Regions from separate parts of the Mus musculus genome. Here region 1 is linked to region 2. A link is a loop called in an ENCODE intact Hi-C map of the cell type or tissue named here. Cell type or tissue: heart. All regions are shown on one strand.

What was found. A loop is a pair of places that touch in the nucleus more often than their neighbours do. Peaks named below come from ENCODE experiments on the same cell type or tissue, not always from the same donor. Only the 100,000 strongest peaks of a DNase experiment are listed, where the experiment ranks them.
Region 1: it touches region 2 in a loop (6-fold over the local background); 33 of 42 quality-filtered maps call a loop at or near these places.

Annotation. Positions count from the first base shown.
Region 1 is chr15:82,134,284-82,142,283 of GRCm38, reverse strand. It overlaps Ccdc134 (coiled-coil domain containing 134), which reads right to left. Exons shown (of 7, transcript NM_172428.2): 5 at 7,522-7,703; 6 at 7,143-7,214; 7 at 81-1,418. The coding sequence ends at 1,293. Among named protein-coding and RNA genes, the nearest start is that of Srebf2, 9.0 kb to the left of the region's middle. In heart, CTCF peaks have their summits at 2,856 (motif pointing left) and 3,561 (motif pointing left); DNase peaks (open chromatin) are centred at 3,563 and 6,733; H3K27ac peaks cover 1,901 bases.
Region 2 is chr15:82,233,218-82,241,217 of GRCm38, reverse strand. It overlaps Cenpm (centromere protein M), which reads left to right. Exons shown (of 6, transcript NM_025639.4): 4 at 1,260-1,339; 5 at 1,834-1,925; 6 at 6,709-7,456. The coding sequence ends at 6,849. Among named protein-coding and RNA genes, the nearest start is that of Cenpm, 7.5 kb to the left of the region's middle. In heart, no CTCF peak of the experiment used is centred here; a DNase peak (open chromatin) is centred at 4,427; H3K27ac peaks cover 705 bases; H3K27me3 peaks cover 403 bases.

The DNA of each region.
Region 1 (8,000 bases), 99 kb after region 2:
ATTCCAGGACTTCCATGGAGCCTCCCCAATACCTGGCTTCCCTTTTTTAGCCTGAGCAGGAAAAGAAGCCAAAGACATAGTTTAGAGCTTGTCAGAGGATTCAGACACCATCAAATTTATTTTACCAATGAAGGCACAGCACAGGGAAGAGAAAGAACAGGACAGGTCAGGCTAAGACTCAGGTCTCAATTGAGCACTGTTAGCAACACCTGCACTTGAAGGTAGAGGTCGGGCTGGGGTGTCTCCACTCCTATAAGCGATACATTTTGGCTTGGCAAGATCAAAGAGGTGGAGCTGTAATTTCAATAGAACCAAGGCAGCCACCTGCCTTGAGACTCATAGAAACCAGGCTGCCTTCTGAAGGCCTAACTCCTTGCATAGCTTCCTGCTCTGTAGCCTCCTGCTCTGTGGCCACGGGACTCTGAGCCACTGTCTAGTCAATCCAGCTACAGTATCCCATCACAAAGCACAGCCTCCTGCAACCTGTCCCCCATAGACAGGATCTTTTAGCAGCAGAGAGAACAAGTTGATTGTCCCCTGAACCAGCTCAATGACTGTCCCCAGTTATCTGAGAATAGAGATCATGTTCTTTTAAGGTCTCCTTGAAATAAACACCCTCTCAGGACACTTCTGAGTCCCCTCTGGAAACTGGCCTGTCATGAAGGGCAGCAGTGAGTGAGAGAGAGAGAGAGAGAGACCTAAGCCTAGCTCTTGCTTCTCTGCACTGCAGAGCCAGGGACTCCCTCTTTCCGAGGCAGAAACGTTCTCCAGGCTGGTCCTGACATCTGCAGCAGTTCCTGCTGCCCCTTACATTCTCCTCACCAGCCTGGGGGAGGCCAGTGGATTTGCTAGCTTTTAGTACTGTTCTGCAGAGAGCTGGACCAGTGACAGGCAGCCCAGGAACACAGTGAGACTGGCTGCAAGCATAGCACCTTCACTTGTAACTCAGAGCCTGGTTCTGTTGCTTCCTTATCAAGGGCGGCAGTGGCCTGCAGCCTGCCCTCACCAAGGGGATCCAGGCCAGAAGTTCCTTCAGCCAGCCTCCTCCCGCAGCTTCCCTGCATGATCCTGTCTGCCGAGCAGTGTCCTTTCTGTGGTGTGCTGCAAGACCCTGGAAGCTCAGTCTTTTTGGCCAGAGCTCAACCCTGGCTTCTGAGGGCGCAGCAAACAGTTCCCATCAGGAAGTGGCTGGTGCTCAGCAAGGTGCTTGCTGGGCCTATTCCACAGCCACACAGTTGCTGCCTCTTCTGACTGGCCATTGCTGATTCCTTAGGCCCCTAGCTGGTCCAGGGCTACAACTCAGACTGGGATCTTGAAATCCTCGGGCCTTTCCGGATCTCCTTCCGCCTCTCCTCCTTCTTGCGGCGTTTTTCTTCTTCCCTCAAAGCCTTCTGGAAAGGGTCGGTGCTAGGAATAAACTAGGACAGACAGAGTAATGGGATTTAGTCTAGGGGTAGCAAAAGGTTTCCTCCAAGCTAAATCACAGAATGTAAGATAAAAGAATTCCTGGAGCAGGCCCTGCCCTCAGGGAACCCAAACAAGGAATCAGATGAAAGGGCTCAGGAAAGCCACTGACTGGACCATGAGATAATCAGGAGCCTGACTAGCAGAACATGAGATAGGAGATTCCAGGCTGGCAGACAGGAGCCAGCCAAGGTGTGAACCTGAAAACAAGCACACTCTTCCAGGAAGAGGGAGCGGTGTGGTTCTTGGAAGACTTGTCTGACATACCCTTCAGGAGGAAGCAAGCTAGGAGTCCTAGACAACAGGTGCTGCCTGCCCTAGTAACAAGGCGCAGTCACCAGGAGAGGGAGCACACAGAGCAGAGTGGGTCACAGTCACTCTTGCAGAGCAAGAGCGAGAAGTTGAGAGACTCTGATGCTGGCAAGAAGAGATGGGCAGAGGATGTGGGTGACTTCAGCCTCAAACCTTTCTCCAGCTACCCTTTGCTCCTGTTGGTCTGCCTTTACAGCCAATAAACGATCAAACCTGCATCTGTGTCTATTTGTCTCTATGAGTGATGAGACCCATGGCCACACTCTTGCAGGCCTCTGCCCGTGCTTTGTCCCAGACCCAGAATGCCCCTTCCAGGCCTGTCTGTGGGTCTCATCTGCTCTGCTACAGCTGCCTCCTCTGTGGCATCTGCCCCCTCACTGGTACCCTCTTTAAAATTCTGTACTAACTTATTCTCATGCTTCTCTTCCTTTCTTCACCTACTTTGTGCCTGACATCTATGACAGCATGTTTCATGAAGATGGAGGAATGTTGGTATTGGGTGTTGTGTCCCACTATATCCCAAGCACAGAATCCCACATGGGTCTCAACAGCATTCAGTGGACATTTTGGACAAAATGGCTTACTAGAATATATAAAACACAAAGTATTCAAAACTCAGGTGTAAACTATGACCTTTTAAATATTCTTAGGACAAAATTGGCAAATGTGGGGGCTGGAGAGATGGCTCAGCGAGTAAGAGCACTGACTGCTCTTCCAGAGGTCCTGAGTTCAAATCCCAGCAACAACATGGTAGCTCACAACCATCTGTAATGGGATCCAATGCCCTCTTCTGTGTGTCTGAAGACAGCTACATTGTACTACTTATATACATAAAACAAATAAATAATTTTTTTTTTTTTTTTGGTTTTTCGAGACAGGGTTTCTCTGCAGCCCTGGCTGTCCTGGAACTCACTCTGTAGACCAGGCTGGCCTCGAACTCCAGAAATCTGCCTGCCTCTGCCTCCCAAGTGCTGGGATTAAAGGTGTGAGCCACCATGTCTGGCTAAATAAATAAATCTTTAAAAAAAAAAATTGACAAATGTGGAATCAAGGTAAAAGCAAACTAAGAGTGCCATCTTGTGGCCTAACCTACCCGCTGAGTAAGTAGTCCACACCTATGGGAAAGGGAGGAAGTCCCTAGAGTGGTCCAGAGACAGAAGTGACTCAGGTCAGACAGCTAGTGGGATGCCCAACTAACTAGGACGGATTCAACCAGACATCCACTCACCTCCCAGATATCTACCACTCTGATCTCAAGAAGAAAAGAATCTTCACCCGGGCGGTGGCGGCGCATGCCTTTAGTCCCAGCACGCGGGAGGCAGAGGCAGGTGGATTTCTGAGTTCGAGGCCAGCCTGGTCTACAGAGCAAGTTCCAGGACAGCCAGAGATACACAGAGAAACCCTGTTTTGAAAAGAAAGAGAGAGAGGAAGAGGGAGAGAGAGAAAGGGGGAAGGAAGGAAGGAAGGGTAGAGAGAATCTTCTGAGGCTGCTGTAAGTAGAGAGGTCCATGTTGAATATAAAAAGTGGGCAGGCTGGGAACCATTTGTATATTATCTGTGAAGCCCTGGGTTCAAGTCCCACTATAGGGGAGTACACTAGCAGGGTCATCCCCATCCAAAGAGAAGGAAATCATGTTCTGATGGTCACGTTCAAGAGCATATTCTGATAACATTACACTTCTGACTCAACCCCCTGTGTTGCAGAGGCATGTATGATGATCGCAGGGTGAGAAAAGCCCACATGCAGAAACTAAGCATCTCCTTGGTGCCCCCTTGTGGAGAGAACAACCTCTGCAAGGCCCTGAGTGCCTCTTCGCACTGACTGGGTCAACCCGGTTCAAGGTCTTGCCCAGGGATAATTCTCAGAATTATGATTACAGCAAGCAGTCTTGGGGTGGACCATTTGGAAGCAGCAGCCACTACTTTGATGGGGAAAACTATATCCTTGCTGCATAAAACAGACACTGGCTCAACAGGAACCTCGGAGGTTCTGGTAGATATCAACAGTCAGGCACAGTCCACTACGGTACCACTAGGATAAAAACAAGGTGCTGAACAGAAATTAGTTAGTATTGCAGCTGTGGCCATGCGTGGTGGTGGGATATGCTTGTAGTTCGGGAACTTCGGAGGTAAATGCAAGAGGACCAGGAGTTGAGGCTAGCCTGGGCTACATGAGACCCTGTCTTAAAACAAACAAGGAAACACTAATAAAACCCAGGGAAAGAGTTGTAGGTCTGCCTGGTTGCTTTCTTTTAAAACCCATGTGTCTAAAAGTTGGGCCTTGACTAGCAGCTGCAAACCACAGACTTAATCAGGACGAGTGGTTTACTGTTCTCTACTGTCTGTGAAATCGACATGTGGTGCGTTTCCTTCCAGCAGCCTGGAGTTTGGGTACTAGTTAGATGCAGGGGAATCGTGTAACCAGCTCCCAGTAAAACGTGAGGCGAGAAAGGAAGCTCCCACTACGGGGGAATTAAATACATCTTCTGTGACTACTGGGAGAGAAGGCTGGAGCTGGTTCTCCTGGATTTTGTTGCAGGTGTCAAATTCCGGGGCTCAAGGGAGCTTCTCCTGCAACCTCCCAACTGCTGGATTACATGTGTGTGCTAGCTATCACAACCGGCTCCACTGGGCAGTGGTGGCGCACGCCTTTAATCCCAGCACTTGGGAGGCAGAGGAAGGTGGATTTCTGAGTTCGAGGCCAGCTTGGTCTACAGCATGAGTTTCAGGACAGCCAGGGCTGCACAGAGAAACCCTGTCTCGAAAAAAAAAAACAAAAAAAATAAAACAAAAAAAATAAAACAAAAGAAAAACAAAAACAAAAAAACAAAACGACTGGCTCTAGAGCCAGGTAAAAATTCCACTCATCTGAACCTTCTGAAAGAAAGTCTAGGTGAACGAGGGAAGTAACTAGAGAACAGTTAAAGTATAGGTATCAGGAGGGACACATGAATAATTCAGCAAGAATCAAGCCCCTGGGGATGCCGTAAGACTCTAAAAGGCACAATCCAGGGGCAGGTACCACTAACTATTACTGGGTGTGTAATTCTCATCCACATGATGGGAAAACCCACACAGACACAGTCAACAATGAACTACTGTCCTGTGTTCCACACCATCCAAGGTAGCTATCTCCTCAGAGTAGCTATACATCACAGGATAGCACAACCTTGTTTTACTCTCCCAGATAAACTATCGTTTATTCTTAATGTCTGAGCAGCCTTAGTTATACCACACAAGGCAACAGAGGCTAAAATTCTGCACTTAAATATTGTCAGGGTTTGGCCATTAAGCATAAAGTGGGAGAAAAAGGCATTGACCCGTGGTGGATAACAGTTGCTTTGGGCCCATCTTTTGCTTCCTATAATTATTAACAAATACATTTAGTAAAACTGGCAGGTAAAAATCTAAACTTTAGGTGGATGTAATAGATAATACATTGATTTTTAGATGATATTCTAATGGTTCTTGAGATATCCTAGTCCCAAGATTTAAGTAACCCCTGTTTGAGTCAAGGACCCTGAAGACCACGGTAACTCAGACCTGCAGCTGGCCTCATCCTCACCCTCAGAACAAGGCTGTGGTAGCTTTAGCCTGTAATTCCAGCACTTGGAAGGAAGGCTAAGGCAGGAATGTGGATAGTTTAAGGTCAACCTGGGTTATTAAGTGTACTGGTTTTGTGTGTTGGAGTTATCACAGAGAAAAGGGCTTCAGTTGGGGAAGTGGCTCTATGAGATCCAGCTGTGGGGCATGCTCTTAGTTGGTGATCAATCAGGGAGGGCCCCTTGTGGGTGGTGCCATCCCTGGGCTGGTAGTCCTGGGTTCTATAAGAAAGCAAGCTGAGCAAGCCAGGGGAAGTAAGCCAGTAAGTAACATCCCTCCATGGCCTCTGCATCAGCTCCTGCTTCCTCACCTGCTTGAGTTCCAGTCCTGACTTCCTTGGTGATGAACAGCAGTGTGGAAGTGTAAGCTGAATAAACCCTTTCCTCCCCAACTTGCTTCTTGGTCATGACGTTTGTGCAGGAATAGAAACCCTGACTAAGACACAGGGTAAGACTCTGTCTCAAAACTCCAATCAACAAACCCAAAACAACGCATTTGACTGCAGCCTCAGTAAGTGACATAAGACAAACTGAATGAACCCGGTCACTGCCTCTCAGTCAGATTAGCCAGGCAGAGGCTATGCAGCAAGTAATTTCCAGTGCTGCTGGGCACCTTTCTACGTTCTTACTGAGTACCTAATAATAATAAATCTGGTATAGTCTCTTGTTTGGCTGATTTTATTTTTTCTTTGTTTTAAGGCAGTTTTAGTCCAGGCTAGCCTCAAATTCACTACATAGACAGGTGGCCTCTTGCTCCAGCCTCCTGAGCTGTGGGGTTATAGGTAAGCCCCACCACATCTCCCTTCTAGCAACTCTTTATCCAGATTATTTTTTCAGGATTATTATTATTTTTATTTTTATTTTATTTTATTTTTTTGCAGAGAGTAATCTTGGAAGGATGAGGTATCTTTTCCTTGACAAAGCACCAATCTGTTTAATTCACTATGAGGATGTCAAATTTCACAAGCACAGTGGTCTGTAGGTATAATGCAAACCTACTGCATGCACAACACCTGCCTGGCCCTTCCATGTAAAGACCTGGAAGAACAAGGGGACCCAAGACAACAAGCCTAACAGTCTAGCTACTGCTTTTGCTGCACTGAAAACTGCCTATGACCGGCTGACATCTATACAACAGCAGGCTACTGTGTCAGCCTGCAAGCTGGTAGAATCTCAAGCCTGTCACAAACTCAACACCTGTCTCTAAACAGGCGTGAGCTGTGATCTGAAGAGTCTCAGCTTCTCACCCATAAGAGGAGCCTTTCTTTCCTTCCTGTCCTCCTTGGCCTGCCCTGCTCCATCTGATCCCTTCCCCCTGTGTGTCACCATCTGTCTTCTCAGGCTGCAGCTGTTAGCACCCTGAGCCAAGTTTAGAACTCTGGAGTACAGGCGTGTGTAGGCGTGAGAGCAGAAGCCACAGTGCACCAGTACCAGAGGCTCAGAGCAGGGGAGGGCGTGACCTGACTTCACCTGGTCACTCTGACACTTGTAACCTGTACATAGTGTGCAATGAGATGAGGATATTCTTAGCCTCAGGGATCCCCCCAATCTCCATCGACCCCCAGCTTTGGTGTACAACATTCGGAGAGAAACAGTGACTTGCCAAAACCGTCAATAACTTGGGTAATGGCTTCTGATCCCAGACTCATTGGATTGTCTGGTTCCAAGTCTAAAGCTCACACTGCATACCCTAGACCTTAGTCCCTGCAGGCCCCACCTCCCGTGCCCACCAGACGCCAACAGTTACAGGCCCCAGCAGCTCACCTCTGTCTGGTCTGTTTTAAACGGGTTCCGGAAGTCAGAATCTTTCTCAGTGATCCCCAGCTCCTGGGCCATCTGTGGATGAGAACACTAGTCATCCTCTTCTGCCTTCTGCTCTCTCATTACTAGAGCCATTCCACCATGCAGGGTCTTAAGCCTCAGAGCCTAGACAGATATGGGCCAGAAACAATCCCTAGGGACCCTCCAAAAGTTAGCACAGAAGTTAGGCCCCTTGAAGTTAGGCCTCTATGACCCAAAGTGCTCTGATACTTATAGAACACACTAAGTACCTAGGATAACTGACAGGGCCAACCACAGATAGACAGATTCGAGGCTCCCAGCTTACCACCCGACAGGGATCCCAGCCCTCCCCAGTCCTTACCAGGCTGAGGATGGGTGAGTGGGGCCCCTGGTCAAAGACGCCTGTCTGGTTGCAGAAGCTGATGCCCCAGCGGATCAGGAGGTTCCAGTTGGAATTATGGTCAAAGTAGTGGTGGACAATCTTTGGGAAGCGCAGCACGACGTCACCAAAAAAGGCTGTGTTCTCCACCACGTGCGAGAAAGCTGGCGAGAGGGTTGTAGTGAGTCGTCAGAGTAGTTGCTCTTTTCCTCTTGTCCACCTGGCTGACCCCAGACCTCCTCCAGGGACGGAGGCATCTATAAACCCACCAATCAGAGAAGGGCACGGCAGCCACTGACCACAGACTGCTCACTGCATATGCACTAGGGCCTTATATCCCATTAATGGGCTTTCTTACAGGGAGAGGTGGCTGCTGTTCCTACTTTACAGGTTGTGTTTGTTGTTGGGTTTTTACTTTTCAACTTGGCATAAAGGAGAGTCATCTGGGAAGGGAACGTCAC
Region 2 (8,000 bases):
GAGTTTGAAAGACAAATCATGACAACATCACCCGTTCGTCTAGTTAATGTTCGCTGAGATGTACTGTATACACCTAACAACAGAGTAGAAAACACCTCTGCCCTTGGGGTCCTCCTAGCCCATGTATACCTGGGTACCACATGCAACCCTAGTTCCTGAGGGAGCTAAAAGAAAGCATCCTACCGGCTACAGCTGCAGTTACAGACAGTCGCCGTGAGCTGCCATGCGGGTTCTGGGACGCAAACTCAGGTCCTAGGAAGAGCAGCCAATGCTCTTAACCTTTGAGCCAGCCCAGATTCCTTCTCTCGTTTTAATTATTTTGGGTGTAGCACTGGTGATAGAACACAGGTCCTTGCGTCCTGCAGGCAAGTGCTCTCCTGAGGTTTTCATGGACACTGGGGATTAAATTTCATCACGTGACCTTGTAGATACACTAAACCATATCAAAACTACAACAGTCAGGAGTTGGACAGCATTTGAAAAAAAAATACTACTATTTTTAAACACACCACTGTATTTGCACATAAAAGAAAAGTCCACTAAGAATTACACCCCAGATTGACAACTGTTTTTTTCTGGAGAATTGGCAGCAGAGGGTGGTGCCGAGAGAAGGGTTCTTTTTTTTTTTTTTTTTTTTTATCTTTTTATCTTATGTGTGTGGGCATTTTGCCAGCGTGTAAGTCTGTGTACAGTATATGTGCAGGGCCCACTGAGGCCAGAAGTGGGCATTGGGTCTCCTGGAACTGGAGTTAGAGACAGTTGTGAGCTGCCATCATGGGCGTTGGGGATTAATCCTGGGTCCCCTGGAGGAATGGCAAGTGTTCTTAACCACTGAGCCACATCTCCAGCCCAAGAGAAGGGTTCTTATTACTTATATGTGTGTGTGTGTTCATATTTGCTGCTTGGTTATTTTATAAACATTCATGAACTTCTAAGTAAAGGTAAATTTTAAAATGGTATATGGAGCTGGACAAGTGGCTCCGTGGTTATGAAGTTTTGGTTCCCAGCATCCACAAGAGGTTCACAGCCTTCTGTAAGTCCAGCTCCAGGAGACCCAGTGCCTCTGGCCTCCAAGGGCACCTGTGTTGGTGTACCTAAATTCATGAACGCTCCTGCCTATGCGTACTGTAAAATAATAAAATAAAATGATAATAATACCTTTTGAAAAATAAAAGCGCAGGGAATCCTGGCATTTAGGATATAGAGACTGCGTCTTTCTGTCTTATGGTTGTTTTCTTGCCTGGCTTCTCCTGTCCCAGTCTCCAGAAAGTGGAGGAGTTTCTGCAGCACGTGGACAGCAGCTTCTTCCTGGGGAAAGTGTGCTTCCTTGTCACAGGGGGTAAGTTTGGCCCCTTCTTGTTACACCCCACCTAGCTAGAGTGGTCGTACTTATGGACCCTTGAGGAGGTAGCCTGCAGAGAGGTTCTCCTTACCTGACTACTGACTTTTTAAAAATTTAGTTTTGTTGGTTTTTTGGAGTGTTTTGTTTTGTTTTGTTTTTTGTAATTTTATGTACATGGGTTTTTTTGTTTTTTTGTTTGTTTTTTTTTGGTCTGAGGACACCAGAAAATGGTATGGGGTCCTCTAGAACTGTAGTTATAGACAGTTGCAGGTGGTTCTGAGCCACCATGGGTGCTGGGACTCAAACTCGGGTCCTCTGGAAGAACAGTAAGTGCTATTAACTGCTGAGCCATGTCTCCAGCCCCAGTTAAGAATGTACTTTTGAAGGTGGCCAGTGATGGTGCACACCCTTAATCGCAGCCCTTGGGAGACAGCTGCAGGTCGATCTCGGGCGGGTATAGCCTCAAGTGTGTGTGCCTGGCTTCTTTGCAGCGGGACAGGAAAGCCACTGCAGCGTCCACCAGAACACAGTTATAAAACTGGCCCACACCTACCGAAGCCCGCTGCTCCTCTGTGATTTACAGGTGAGAACCCTGCTCATTGAGGCCATGCTATAGTTCAGTACAAAGAAAGGGCGGTGAACAGACAGTGAGCATATCAGGACTGCTTCCTGAACGGTCCCCAAGTCTCCAATTGAGATGACACCTGATATGGAAGGAGCCATGTAATTGTGATTTGAGGCTTAGCTCAAGTCTTGTGGTGTGCTTGGAAGTCCCTGTTAATATCCCACTCTCCTGCTGGAAGGTAAGTTCTTAGGAGATACGGTGTTGTGTCTGTCTCATTAACCAGCGTATCCCGGTGTCTTCCCTGCAGTCAGAGTGCCTGACCTTGTCTATAGTGTCAGGTAGTGTCACAGGACAGGTCACACAGCAAGTAATAGGGGCGTTTGTTAGATGGGCAGTTATGTCGCTGGGTGTATTGCTTCCATTCTAATCCATTAAGCTTCTGTAAGTGTGCTCACCAGTGAGCCCTGGCTGGCCATAGAAGGCTGGTATGCGTTTTCTCTATATTGTCTTTTTCTACTCACTTTTTATCCCGCTCACTACCCCTCCTCCCAGTCACCCCCTCTCCCATTCTCTTTAATTTTTATTTTGTGTATGTGTTGTGAACACAGTGTAATGGATCATGTACCTGCTCATACCCAGAAGCCAGAGAAGGATATCGGGTGGCCTTTATCTCCATCTGCCTGGTTCCCTTGAGCAGGGTCGTCACTGAACATGGAGCTAGACTGATTGCGAGCAAGCCCCAGCAATCCTCCTGCCTGCCTCTGCTGCTCCCTTCCCTCCACAGCAGTAGAGTTACTGGCACGCACAGCCACACCCAGCATTTGACATGTGTGCTAGGGTCTGGATACATGCTTATACAGCAAGCACACTTACCCACGGAGCCCCAGAAGTGCACACTCCGCTGACACGTGTTGTTATCCTACAGGAGTTAATGTACACTCCCTGGGAGGATTACTGAAGGTTCTCTGGGCCTGAGCTGTCCTACCCACGGACCTGACTTCCTCAGTTGCTCCAAGGGATCTTTTTGTTGGTTTCAAGGTTTGAACAGTTAGATCCTGGATCTGGCACCTTTCCCCAAGGATAGAACTCCACACATTCTGTGCTCTGGAGTTTCCTGTTATGGGGTCTCTGGTCTGTGCCAGTGATGGCAGACTTCAGGTGATCCATAAACTTAGATGGGAAGTAGAACTTAGCCCCTCCCTGAAGCCAGTCTTAGCTACTTTGTGAGTTCTTTTCCTACCCTTTATTCTCCCATCAGTACATAGAAAGAAGGCTAGAGGGGAGAAAGGGGTATAGAGATCTCTGAATCCAATTTCTTTAACCAATCTCCCTTAACAACCGACACCACCCACCCCTGCTCCTCAGGCCTCTAGCATTTACATACCTTCTGAAAAGTTCCCAGAATTCCAAACGTCACACAATCTCAGAAACTGTCTGCAGCTGGCAAAACCACGCCTCTGGTAGAGCACAGGGAAATCACAGTCAGCTGCTGTGGACGCCCGCAGCAGTGCCACACCACTACACCTGGGATCAAGACAAAAACACATTCTTATAGTTCTATCCTTTCTTTCTTTCTCTTTCTTTCTTTCTTTCTTTCTTTCTTTCTTTCTTTCTTTCTTTCTTTCTTTCTTCCTTCCTTCCTTCCTTCCTTCCTTCCTTCCTTCCTTCCTTCCTTTCTTTCTTTCTTTCTTTTTTAAGAAACCCAAAACTCCAGAATTATCTCACACACACAGAGAACCATACTAACGTGTGACCTAAGTTGAGCTGAATTAGCCAAGGGAGTCGTAGGAAGAGCTAAGTCAGCAGTCACCAGCAGACAGTGCTGCTTGGGCGGGATGGTAGCTTACTGGTGGGGAGCGTTTGCTGTTCTTACAGAGGACCTGAGTTTGGTTTTCAGCATCACGTAACAGCTCACCATTGTCTACAACTCTAGATCTGATACGCTTTGCTTTTCTATCCTTCTCTGGAACCAGGCGCGCGCATGGTGCATGGATATACATGCAGGCAGAGCACCCGTACACATAAGGTACTGATGCCTTGGCTTGCAGTTAGGGCCAGCCTCATCACTACTGTGTTCTGGTTGCTACACTGCCCCCTACATCACCCTGATACCAAAGCACTGATCAAGGTTTATATTCCATTCATCTGTCTTACTCACAGTTGGTTTTAGAATCCCTGACTAGCTCCAAGCTCTGCTTTCAAAGGTGGCACCCAGTGATCCCAGCACACCGGAAGTGTCTCCCTTGCCAGGTTTTCCTCATAACAAAGCTCTGAGGAAACGCTCCAGGAAGACTCAGCTTGTTCAGTCACACCGCTGTAAGTTAGGCCAGCCCGTTAGTCTGCAGCCGTTTTCCCATTGTGGCCTGCTTTCTGTGAGCCACCTGGCACCCACTCCTCAGTAGTTTTATTTTTTTCTGAAGAGTCATCTTTGCTCCATAACCAAGGTGGTGGCTATGGCGTGCCTGCTAACCTGGATGACAGGTGCTGCTGCAGTTTCCCATATGGCCACAAGGTGGCAGGCCACACCAGCTTTTGAGTTTTCATGGGGCTCGAGGACTGGAATAGGGCAGAGATGTGGCTCAGCAGCTAAGGGCACTGCTCACAGCCTGAGTTCTGTCCCTGGGACCTGTATGAAGGAAGGAGAGAGTGGAGTCTTTGCAAGTTGTCCTTTGACCTTCGTGCGTGGGTGGGTTTCTCTGTATAGCTTTGGCTGTCCTGGAACTCACTCTGTAGACCAGGCTGTCTTCCAATTCAGAGGTCCTCCTGTCTCTGCTGGGGTTAAAGGTCACCACTGGCCAGCCTTTTCCCTCCCCTCCCTATTTAATGTAATTTTTAAAAGAAAGAAAGGAAATTCCTGGGCCGGGTGTGTAGAGGGGAGAAGAGACTCCTGTGTGTTTCTAGTTGGCAGCAGGGCTTCCGATCCCTGCGCAGAGGCAGGCCTCCATCCCTCAGATGAAGAGCCCATCTTTAGACCAGCGGTCCCTGCAGGCCTCTGAGGAGCCTTCTCAGGGCATACACTTTGTCTTACCAAGTTGGAACCTCTACATATTTGGAGGCCTTTGTGTAGCAAGAGTTGCTAGTTGTCTTTTGTAGGAGGGAAATACTCTAGGGCAGTGGTTCTCCACCTGTGTCTCCTGCCTACCTGATATTTATATTCTCATGTAGACAGTAGCAAAATTACAGTTATGAAGTAGCAGTGAAGTCAGTTTATGGTTGGGGGGGGGGGGTGGCAGCATTAGGATGGCTGGGACCCACTGCTCTAAAGAGGTGTGTGATTTCCCCAGTGTCAGTTGTCTACCAACAGGCCCTGTGCTACTGCTTGGCACACAAGTCCAGCAAACACTGGCCCAGTCTTGTCAGAATCTAGCCCGGCAGAGTATGTCTTCCCATATGACATGGGCAGTCCTGGCTGTTGTGGTCAGAATGGGCGGGGCATGTCTGCACGGGGCTTGAGTGACAGGAGGCAGCCGTGGCACTCAGGCTAAAGCAGCCGGAGGTTGAGGAGTCAGACGTTTGAAGAGGGTGACTGAAAATACCTCACCTGCACAGTGTGCCTCAGTACCCGCTGTAGGCATTAGAGGCACCGCACAGAACAAAACGGTATATACATATATACATCCTGACTGTGCTCTCGGCAGGAACACAAACAGGCCACTTGTGCTTGTTTGTTTGTAAAGTAAGAGAGAGTGACTCAGATGGGAGCTAAGGCTGTGGCTTCGTGGGCAGAATGGATACCAAGGCAGGAAAGAGCTCGTGTCTCGGCAGTGGACATGGTGCAGTCTGCAGAAGAGTGCTGTCAGGAGCAGAAAGTGCAGAGACCTAGAGCTTGCTGGTGTGTCTAGGGGCCTTTTGAGAGGCCGGGCAGGAGTAGCTGAGTTCTGGAGTGGGTTGTGGGGAGGGGGAGCAATGGAAAATGTTAGCAGTGATGGCCAGGTCCTGGAGTCGGTAAAGACTCTGGCTCTTACTTGGAATGAAACTGGAACTGCTGAAGTTTGGAGCCTAGGAGACATGTGGCTTTGCTCTGGCTGTGAGAGAGATGAAGAGAGAGAGAAGGGCAGAAACGACGACAAGGTTTAGAGATTTTTTTCTGGAAGGGTTGAGTGGCCTGGAGTCATTGGTGTCCAGGGGAGAGTGACACGGAGTGGCCCATAGTCCTTGCTGTTTCCTGGACATTGAACAGAAAGTGCTGGCGGACAGATGTGAGGTGACAGGAAGACGAGTAAGGGACAACTGAGGTTTCCGGCATGACAGCTGGTAGCTGGTAGCATGGCGCTGCCTGTAGAGATGAAGCAGGGTTGCAGGGAGTCAGTGACAGGCTGACAGTGCCCTGGGGCCGCTAATGGAGCGCCGTTTGCTTTTCCGAAAATGTCTGCAAGTGTCTCTTACTTGCCCAGAACTCACTGGTTCAGGGCCCGGACAGCTTCACCCCCAGCTACCCTGGGCCCTCCACCCCAATAAAGGGGTTACCTGTAGGTGACACATCCTGTCCATCCTCTTCTGTCCCTGTGGCTTCCTGCAGTGGCTGGAACTAGCAGTGGTTGAGGTCCAACCTGGGCAGTGACTTCTCTGTGACCCTGTGCTTGACAGTGTCCTTGGCCTTAGCAGTCTTGCTCGTCAAGTCCCCCATTTCCTCTTGATTGGGGCTCAGTGTCTCTGGGTTTGAAGAGTGAGGTAGGAAGCTGCCCGATGTGACCTTAAGGTACCCCTGCTTCTCGTCCTCCAGCTCCACCTGAGAAGCTTCTCAGAGTGTGTCCACCGGGCCAGCCACCCCCTCACTGCTGTTCTTTGCTCTTCCCTGAAGGTGGAAAGCTTTCGTGCAGCCATGGCGCGGCGTCTGGTGCGCATTCTGCAGATCTGCGCTGGCCATGTGCCAGGCGTCTCCGCGCTGAACCTGATGTCCTTGCTGCGGAGCCCCGAGAACCCCCCATCCAAGGAGCTGTGAGCATTACTGCCCTCCACACGTTTGCTGCCAGTTCCAAAAGCAGCCACTGTTGGTGAAGACCAGTCAGGGCCTGACAGGCCCAGAGGCAGCCTGCTCACTGCAGGACTGAGCTCCACCAGGGAGGTCTGCTGGGCAGGAGTCGGGAGAGAGCCCAGCGAGACCCCAGCAGCCTCCCGTTTCTCGTCTCACCCCACAGAGGTCCCATCTGCACCTGTCTAACATCATAATCCACCTAAGATTTTGGAACAAAGAGCCATGGCTTTAAAAAAAAAAAAAGAAAGGAAGGAAGGAAATGTGTTGTAGATGCAGAAACTGACTCAGTACAATTGCGGGGGCAAAGTGTGGCTTCCAGGAGCCCAGGGAAAATGTCAGGTCCAGGCCCTGCGTTTCTTACAGCCCGGCTGTTGTATTCTGGTGCCTGTTTTTCCTCGTGTAAGTGGAGCTGGTTCTACTCACATTGAGAGGGCTGAAGGAAATGGCAGGTGGCTTGCTGCCCAAGACCACATTGCTCCCTACAACTTGTTGGTCTCTCTTGTAGATCACACACAGTGTCATGCCTCACACTGTAACAGCAAGCTACCAATCACATTAAAAAAAAAAAAAAAAAAGCAATCCAGGCAGTGGTGGCGCACGCCTTTAATCCCAGCACTCGGGAGGCAGAGGCAGGCGGATTTCTGAGTTCGAGGCCAGCCTGGTCTACAGAGAGTTCCAGGACAGCCAGGGCTACACAGAGAGACCTTGTCTCGAAAAAAACAAAAACAAAACAAAACAGACTGAGCTATTGGGTTTCTCTGTGTAGCCCTGGCTGTCCTGGAACTCAGGCTGTAGACTAAGCTGGCCTCGAACTCAGAGATCCACCGACCATTGCCTCTCGAGTGCTGGGATCACAGGCATGTGCCACCCCTGCCCCGCAGTGACTGAGCTGATTTGTAAAGCCACTCTCACATCAGGAATGACAGCTGCAAGGTCGGAGTGTGAGAAGTGACAAGCTGACTGTGGCATTGCACACTGGATCCAAAGAGAAGGTTGTAAAAGAGCTGGGTTGGTCCTGTCAGCCCCGTCAAAGTCCCCAATTCTTCAGAAGGTGGCTTAACACACGGGACCTGGGGGTGCTGTTGAGGGAGCAGGGGAGCCAAGTCCTGAGCTCACCG